2 separate regions of the Homo sapiens genome follow, and region 2 is linked to region 1. A link is an interaction called in ENCODE POLR2A ChIA-PET data of the cell type or tissue named here. Cell type or tissue: GM12878. All regions are shown on one strand. Links, peaks and the distances in the headings refer to the core of each region. The heading gives the core; the rest is flanking DNA. Region 1 overlaps GIHCG (GIHCG inhibitor of miR-200b/200a/429 expression). Region 2 holds the start of METTL1 (methyltransferase 1, tRNA methylguanosine).

Region 1 (4,518 bases), core at 234-4,233:
ATATTATACAAAACAAAACACCTCTACTAGCTAGATACAATTTGTGGGTCACTAATTTTCAACCTCTGCTATAGGTGAAAGGACCTCAACAAGAGGGATAATTGCTTGAATTAAAGAATTAAATATGAAAAAGAGGAAGAAGTCAAAAAGAATACCAAGATTTCCCCTTGGTAATAAGAAGGAGTTAGTAACATTGATACTAAAATCAGCAGAAGGTTTGGGGAGAGAAGGTGCTTTATTGTGAGTTTCTTGAACATGGGGCAAACTTATTTATGTGTATCCATAGCACATGAATCCAATTCAGCTGCTGGATTTGAGAAATCTGTGGGATTTATCAGGGGAAAGGGCGCAGGAATGTAGGTCAGGAGTTTGGGGAAAGAAGATGAAAAAGGAGTTTAAGATGTAAGATTCATTCTTTCAATAAAGTTTTATTGATTATATATCACAATATGTATTTTCACGAGACTCTAAACTGTCTGAGGGCAGAAAGCACGGGGTTTTTTTTAACCACTTACCCAGCTCCTAGCACAATACATAGTCAGTGCTTATGTATGTTGAAAAAACAAATGAAAAAATACAAAACACTGTGCTTTACAGTATAGGAGATGCAGAGTTGAATTAGAAAATCTTAAGGGAACAAGAAACACTGGGGTCTGCTTGAGGGTGGAGGGTGGGAGCATGCAGAGGAGCAGAAAAAATAACTATTGGGTACTAGGCTTAATACGTGGGTGATGAAATAATCTTTACAACAAACCTTCATGTGTACCCCCAAACCTAAAATAAAAGTTTAAAAAGAAGAAAATCTTCTTAAAGAAGTTTATAGAGCAGGGGCCCCATCTCCTTAAAAAAAAAAAAAAAGAAAAAGGAAAAGCGACTTTATAGGCCAGAAAGTAAGACAAGTCTTAACACATAAGGAGCTAATGCAAGTTTTAAAGTAGTGCCATTAAAAAAAAAAAAGTACCATGGGATTCAGAAGGGAAAGATCTTTTTAGAAGAAGTTAAGAAGTTAAGCTCTGTCTTTCTAGATAGTGGACAGTTAGGATTAGATCACACAGGTGTTGGGAGAGGAACTGATCAGAAGCAGTTAAATAGAAGATGTAGGCTGGGTGTGGTGGCTCACACCTGTAATCCCAGCACTTTGGGAGGCTGAGGTACGTGGATCACTTGAGGTCAGGAGTTTGAGACCAGCCTGGCCAACATGACAAAACCCCGTCTCTACCAAAAATACAAAAATTAGCCGGGTGTGGTGGCGCACACCTGTAATCCCAGCTACATGGGAGGCTGAAGCAAGAGAATCACTTGAGCAGGGGAGGCAGCCACTGCCCTCCAGCCCGGGCAGCAGAGTGAGACTCTTGTCTCAAAAAAAAAAAAAAAAAAAAAAGTGTATACCCTTCTTTTGAAAGTATTTGAAACTGCCAAAAAAAAAAAAAAAAGAGTGAATAGTGAAACAGTTTGAAGCCAGAACCTTGAGAATCACCCACATATAAAGAAGGTGAAGAAGAAAAACCAACAAAGTAAACAGAGAAAAAGTCATCAGAAAGCTAAGAGAAACATCAGGAGAGTGGGTTTCATAGGAACTAAGATTCCGGGTTTCAAGAAGGAAAGTTCTGTCAATATTGTCAAATACTACAGAGACAGCAAGCCATCAAGGAGGGTCCAAGTTCATTGGATTTGATGATTAAGGAAATCACTGATGACTTTAAACAATTGGCCAATGAATATAAGAAGAGGAGGTATAAAAAGCAGTAGAATTGAAAGGCTTGTTGATTTGTTTAGGGAGGTGGGGAATGGGGTTCCTTAGGAGCAGGGGAAAAAAATAAAAGACAAGATTAAGCTGCAAAACAGGACAAATTTATGAAGCAAGATTTTGGAGAATCTAAGCAGTGATGAGATCAAGAAATGGAGGAAGAGTAACATCAAGAATAAGCATTATAATTCTAACAAATATTGTTCAATTACAAGTAACTTTTTAATGTCTATCATCATGTTTTCTTGCCCAATGGCCTGGTTTCTTTTCACCTTTAGCCCTAAAATAACTTCATAATCTAAAAAATAGTATTAGAACTTCAACTTAGTAATATTTCCTAATGTTGCTTTTAAATCCTCTTTTTATAAACAGGTATTATCAGCAGGGCGTGGTGGCTCACACCTATAATCCCAGCACTTTGGGAGGCCAAGGCAGCCAGATCACCTAAGGTCAGGAGTTCAAGACCAGCCTAGCCAACATGGTGAAACCCTGTCTCTACTAAAAATATAAAAATTAGCTGAGTGTGGTGATGGGCGCTTGTAATCCCAGCTACTCAGGAGGCTGAGGCAGGAGAATCACTTGAACCCAGGAAGCAGAGGTTGCAGTGAGCCGAGATCGCACCTCTGCACTCCCACCTGGACAACAGAGCGAGACTCCATCTAATAAATAAATACATAAATAGGTATTATGGTGTATAATTCCTGATTTTTCGGTTGCTCCACATCCCTTTCAGGAAACCACCACTCACCAGCCTTAGCTGGTTCAAGTGAGGCTGATTCCCAACTGCCCACACTGCCCCCATTCCTACACTTGATTCAGACCTGACCAATGAGAACCATCATTGGTACTTTTGCTGGTACTATTTATTTATATATATATATTTTTTTTGAGATGGAGTTTCGCTCTTGTTGCCCAGGCTGGAGTGCAATGGCGCAATCTTGGCTCACCACAATCTCGGCTCACCACAACCTCCACCTCCCAGGTTCAAATGATTCTCCTGCCTCAGCCTCCCAAGTAGCTGAGATTACAGGCATGCACCACCACATCCAGCTAATTTTTTTTTTTAGTAAAGACAGGGTTAATCCATGTTGGTCAGGCTGGTCTCGAACTCCCAACCTCAGGTGAACCACCCACCTCAGCCTCCCAAAGTGCTGGGATTACAGGCGTGAGCCACCGCACCTGGCCTGCTGGCACTATTAAAAAAAAAAAAAAAAAAAAAAAAAAAAAAACTCTCCCTCTGATGTTATATTGCAGGTGCTAAAGAACATACAGACACAGAGCAGACAGGCCACCTTTGCAACCACATGGAGGTTTGTCTGATATTGAAGCTAAAGAAGCTAAGCTGGAAGACAGAGAGACCAAGTCCTGATGACATTGTTTGAACCCAGAGATCCAGACATGCCTGAAAACTAGTTTTACCACTGGACTTATCCGTTGAATGAGCCAATAAACTCTCTTTTATACTTAACCTTGGGTTTTACCTGGATTTTTGTCATTGACAGCTCAAAATATTCTAATATAGAAGTATACATCATTAAATCAACATTTCTTTTTTTCTCTGTCTTATTTTAAATGTAACTCTATAAGGTACTCTAAAAGTATTCTACAGTCTCACTAAGTTAATCTGCAAATTTGGTAAAATTCCAATATTAATCCCAAAAGTATTTTAAGAGCTTGTTTTTGTTGTTTGCTTGTTTGGGACTAAACAGAATTACTCCAAAATTCATTGAGAGAAAAAAAAACATGAAAAAAAAAACAAGAAAATAGAATTCATAAAAGGAAATTGTATTATATAACAAAGCATAAAACAAGAATAATAAACATAGAGTGGTAATGGAATAAATAAACAGTCATGGAACAGAATTCAAAGCCTGAATATATCTAAGAGCACTTACCAAATTTAATATGTGGTACATCAAGAAAAGATTAATCCAGTAAAGTATATAAGTACATTGAGCTAGATTTAGAGGAGAAAGATAATTAGATCGTTACCTTATTCCCAGAATAAATTTCAAATGGATTTGTGACTTAAGTGTAAAAATTGAAGCCAGATTCTCAATATACATTGATTGGCATATAATTGGCACAGTCTTTAGCAATATCAATTAAATGTTAAATATTAATAACAACACAGCCTTTCAATTCTAGAAATATATCCTACAGAAACAAAATATATGTATAAATATAGATAATGCAGTATTGGAATATCAAAAGTAGTACACATATGAAATAGGATATGGAATACCTATATCATGAATTCACGGGGTGGCAACATCGCAACAAGGAGGTGAAAATTGATTCTTGAGGGAAATTTTTTTTTCTAAAGCATAGATATGTGTGTAAAGCACATAAACAAATATACAGTATATATGTGGTATTGAAACTTCATGGGAGAGTAATAATTAAGAAAAAAATGTCTACACTGGGTGCAGTGGCTCATGCCTGTTATCCCAACACTTCGAAAGGCCAAGGTGGGTGGATCATGAGGTCAGGAGTTCAAGACCAGCCTGGCCAAGATGGTGAACCCGCAACTGTACTAAAAATACAAAAATTAGCCGGGCATGGTGGCAGGCGCTTGTAATCCCAGCTACTCAGGAGGCTGAGGCAGGAGAATCGCTTGAACCTGGGAGGTAGAGGTTGCAGTGATCCAAAATCACGCAACTGCACTCCAGCCTGGGTGACAAAGTAAGACTCCATCTCAAAAAAGAAAAAAGAAAAAAGTCTAAAAGGCTGAGAAAAACTGTGGTATACAATTCAATACCATGTTAAAA
Region 2 (4,263 bases), core at 1-4,000, 160 kb after region 1:
AGGCAGATGGATCACCTGAGGTCAGGAGTTCGAGACCAGCCTGGCCAACATGGTGAAACGTCTTCTACTAAAAATACAAAAAGTAGCCGGGTATGGTAGCGCAAGCCTGTAATTCCAGCTACTTCGGAGGCTGAGGCATGAGAATTGCTTGAACCCGGGAGGCAGCGGTTGCAGTTAGTGGGGATAGCAGCCACTGCACTCCAGCCTGGGCGACACAGTGAGACTCCGTCTCAAAAAAACAAAAAAAATTAAAAACAAAAAAAAAGCAACACGATAGAAACAACTCCTTCTTATAGGCCTGCCTGAGTTTTATTTCCTGCCCTCCCCAATCACCCACCCTAGGTGCTTTGACAGGCAATTCGCGCTGTCTGGCACGCAGAAGCAGACGCCAAAATAAAAACAAAAACAAATTTTAAAAAAAAATTTGTTAAAAAGAAGGGGTTAGACTGGGCCCAAAGTTCTCCCCTCTCCCCCAAAGATCCACGAAGTGACCATTTCTCCGCGCCCCTGGGTCCCCACTCTCTCCCGTAAAAAGCCAGCTCACGCACCCTGCAGCGCTGCCAAGATCCCCACGATGCCTGTCCCCGCACCCAGTTCGATCACCTTCTTGCCTCGGAAATCCACATTTTGACTCTCGAAATAATTGCACAGGCTCAGGGCCTACGGGAGAAAAGACAGAGAAAAAGACAGTCGTGAGGATGGCTCCATATGGGAGAGGCGGAGTCCGGGATCTGGACCTCCCACGGACCCTCACCCGGCGCAGCCCATTCCTCACCGCGTCCCACACGCGCGCCGCCACCCCGAGGCGGGACCCAAAGTTCTGCGTGATGGTCAGCACATGCCCACAGAAACAGAACTGGCTCTTCTCCGAGTAAGAGTCTGCAAAGAGCCCGACCTCCCGCGGGAACACCGATTCCGACTCAGATTCGGGATCTGGGCCGGGGTCCGCCATCCGGCCCGCCAAGGGAGTGCCTGGGCACCGCGGCCGGCGCTCAGATCCCGGATCCGGAGCGGGGTAGAGGCTGGGGGCCGCGAGCCGTCGTGGTGTCCCTGTGGAACGAGCCCCGCCTCCCTGAGTTTGCCCTCCTTCCTCCAGTTCGATTTCCTGGAGGTGGAATGAGGAGCTGCCCCTCCCGCCCCGGCCCCGAGCGCACACTCGACGAAACCCACACGGGACCACAAGAGTCAGACCGGGCGGACTGGTCCGAGACCAGGAGTAAGGGGACAGGAGCGAGGACTGATGCCACTGTAGAAGGCGAGGTCTCTAGACCCCTCTCACCTGTGGGGTGCACAGGTGCCTGCAACCAGGATGGTAACCCAGACCAGGCAGAAGCAAGCTAAGAGAAAACGTTGGGTCCCTGGGCCTGGCCTCGCCCTCCCAGTTGGAGGCTAACGGTGCGGAGGTTCCCTCCAGCACTCGCTCCTTACAGCCCTCCCCACCTAGCCCAGCCCAGCCCAGCCCAGCCCAGCTGAATTTGCTCTTGGGTCTTTAAGGGGCGGGAACTGCCACCAACGCGCATGGCTGCGTCATTAACTTGCGCCTCTGGCCTGCGCCTCCACGTGGATTTGGTAGAGAAACCCCGGACTGGGATCATGGCAGCCGAGACTCGGAACGTGGCCGGAGCAGAGGCCCCACCGCCCCAGAAGCGCTACTACCGGCAACGTGCTCACTCCAACCCCATGGCGGACCACACGCTGCGCTAGTGAGGAGTGGGCAGAGGGAGAGAGAGGAGGGCGGGATTCTCAAAGCAGCCGGGAGAGCAGTTGTGCTGCAACTGCTGGGAGGATTTGGGGTAGACCCGGGAGGATCAGATGGGTGACGTCAGTTTTTGGGGGTGGGACCGGGAGATTCGACCGAGAGAGGAGTTGGCGGGTTGAGAGTGGGCGTGGCGTTCGGGCCTAAGTCTGGGTAGCGGTGCTAAGTTTGGGAAGAGAAATAAATTGTTACTGAGACTGAAGTGATAGAGGCAGAATGTCGTTTCCATCTTTTGCTTTTGTTTGTTGGATTTAATAAAAAGGCAAACATATACACAATCCTGCCCGCACCTTACCTTACCTTCCCTCCCCGCAGAGCACAAACACAAAGTAGGATCCCAGTGCATTAGGCAGCCAGTCTCGGGAGAAGGGGAACTTGTGCCCCAGAAAGGGCAGTTACCCGGCCAGGGTCACATCAACCGCCAGAAGTGGAGTTGGGCAGGTCAGCGTTTATGGGCCTCATGATGGTCCTATGATTCACACTGGGAGTTAAGGGTGGTTTCCATTGTCCCTCTTAGAGGCCACAGGGCCCAGTGTTACAGAATTTTTGAGAAACCCTCCTCCCTTTTACCTCCCACCCTCACCCACCCACACACTCTCACAGTACCACTTCTGCAATGGTGTGACCAACCTTCTCATGCTTCTTATGTCTTCTTTCCAATAGCCCTGTGAAGCCAGAGGAGATGGACTGGTCTGAGCTATACCCAGAGTTCTTCGCTCCACTCACTCAAAATCAGAGCCACGATGACCCAAAGGATAAGAAAGAAAAGAGAGCTCAGGCCCAAGTGGAGTTTGCAGACATAGGCTGTGGCTATGGTGGCCTGTTAGGTAACACTCAGGCCCTCTTTTTGGGGTGAGAAGAGGCCTAGTAGCTTCTGCTGCCTCAGCAACTTTTGTGGGGGGTCATAATTGGCCTTTCCCCTTTCGTCCAGACACTGGTGACATCAGCATGGAGAGGCTCCACCTACCCTCTACTCTGGGTCTGTGACCTTTGCCCTGGAGAGTGGAGGGGGCTGCCTCAAATGCTTCTTAAAACCTGGGTTGTCCTTTCTGGCGTCAATCCCTACATGAGCCATTTCATCTGCCAGGTTCCGGGTCAGTGAGCTGGTCAGCACAAGCATCAGAGATTAGCCGTTGTGGCCAGTGATCCTGAACTGTCTTTTCTCAGAGATTCTACCATCTCCCCTCCCCTTTGCCCCTCCCTCGCCAGATCTCATTCCTTCTGCCCCACTCTCCTGTTTTTTGGGTTCCTCTTGTATTGTCTGTATTGTCCCACCCATGCATGCCAAGCCACTCCCTATTTTTAGATCTTCCCAAACAGATAACAGCCTGATAGAGAAGAAGAGCATGGTACATAGAGGCAGAAAACCTTGGTTTAAGGTCCAGTTCTGCCTGGGCACAGTGGCTCACACCTGTAATCCCAACACTTTGGGAGGCTGAGGCAGGTGGACCACTTGAGGCCAGGAGTTCAAGACCAGCTACTCAGGAGGCTGAGGCAGGAGAATTACTTGAACCTGGGAGGCAGAGATTGCAGTGAGCCAAGATTGTGCCACTGCACTCCAGCCTGGGTGACAGAGCAAGACTCCATCTCAAATAAATAAGTTCCAGTTCTGCCCCTTCTTAACTCTATGATCTTCGGCATATCTGACCCTCAGTTTCCTTATCTTCACAATTTACCACAGAGTGTTATAAGGATGAAATAACACAATGTGTGAAAACACTGTGGAAAACTCTAAAGCAATGGCAAATATACATGTATCCTCAGCCCTCCCATTCTGGTCCTGGTGACAATTTTCATTTCTCCCCCCGCCTCTTGAGCATAAAACTATCCATATATGTATCTCTGTCCTCTCTTGCCGTTCTGGACTTTGGTAGTTGCAGGTTGAGGCTTCCTTTCCTGTGTTGACCCCTTTGCACTTCCTACAAGTATATGGTTGATGATTCCATTGCTATTTCTGTGTGCAGTGGAACTGTCACCGCTGTTCCCAGACACACTTATTCTGGGTCTGGAGATCCGGGTGAAGGTCTCAGACTATGTACAAGACCGGATTCGGGCCCTACGCGCAGCTCCTGCAGGTGGCTTCCAGAACATCGCCTGTCTCCGTAGCAATGCCATGAAGCACCTTCCTAACTTCTTCTACAAGGGCCAGGTGGGGAGGGGCCCTGGTGGGTTAGGCTGGTAGGCAGGTGGGGGCATGGAGGCCAGGCTCTCACAACCCTGTTGGTGTGTGTCTGTCTCACAGCTGACAAAGATGTTCTTCCTCTTCCCCGACCCACATTTCAAGCGGACAAAGCACAAGTGGCGAATCATCAGTCCCACCCTGCTAGCAGAATATGCCTACGTGCTAAGAGTTGGGGTGAGTTGGGATCGGAGGGATGATGGGGTGAGTGGCCTACTCAGGGGCCCTTCACTAAGAATTCAGTGGGGGTGCATTTAGGGACTCACACCACCACTTCCTTCATCTGGCTGCTGACGTTGCATGCAGCCTCCTGTCTAGGGTGATTTTG

Evidence for each region. ChIA-PET counts read pairs that join two places held together with the same protein. Peaks named below come from ENCODE experiments on the same cell type or tissue, not always from the same donor. Only the 100,000 strongest peaks of a DNase experiment are listed, where the experiment ranks them.
Region 2: POLR2A ChIA-PET joins it to region 1 with 5 read pairs; 10 of 35 experiments call an interaction of 5 or more read pairs at or near these places.

Annotation. Positions count from the first base shown.
Region 1 is chr12:57,930,221-57,934,738 of GRCh38, reverse strand. It overlaps GIHCG (GIHCG inhibitor of miR-200b/200a/429 expression), which reads left to right. Exons shown (of 3, transcript NR_038269.1): 3 at 3,002-3,290. Among named protein-coding and RNA genes, the nearest start is that of GIHCG, 3.7 kb to the left of the region's middle. In GM12878, for the core only: no CTCF peak of the experiment used is centred there; no DNase peak of the experiment used is centred there; H3K4me3 peaks cover 53 bases.
Region 2 is chr12:57,769,414-57,773,676 of GRCh38, reverse strand. METTL1 (methyltransferase 1, tRNA methylguanosine) reads left to right here and starts at 1,572. Exons shown (of 6, transcript NM_005371.6): 1 at 1,572-1,703; 2 at 2,420-2,583; 3 at 3,721-3,905; 4 at 3,999-4,112. The coding sequence starts at 1,594. EEF1AKMT3 (EEF1A lysine methyltransferase 3) reads right to left here and starts at 1,063. Exons shown (of 3, transcript NM_015433.3): 1 at 776-1,063; 2 at 549-660. The coding sequence starts at 952. RefSeq lists enhancers at 899-1,408, 1,539-1,828, 1,514-2,713. In GM12878, for the core only: no CTCF peak of the experiment used is centred there; DNase peaks (open chromatin) are centred at 1,546 and 1,806; H3K4me3 peaks cover 2,596 bases; H3K27ac peaks cover 1,785 bases.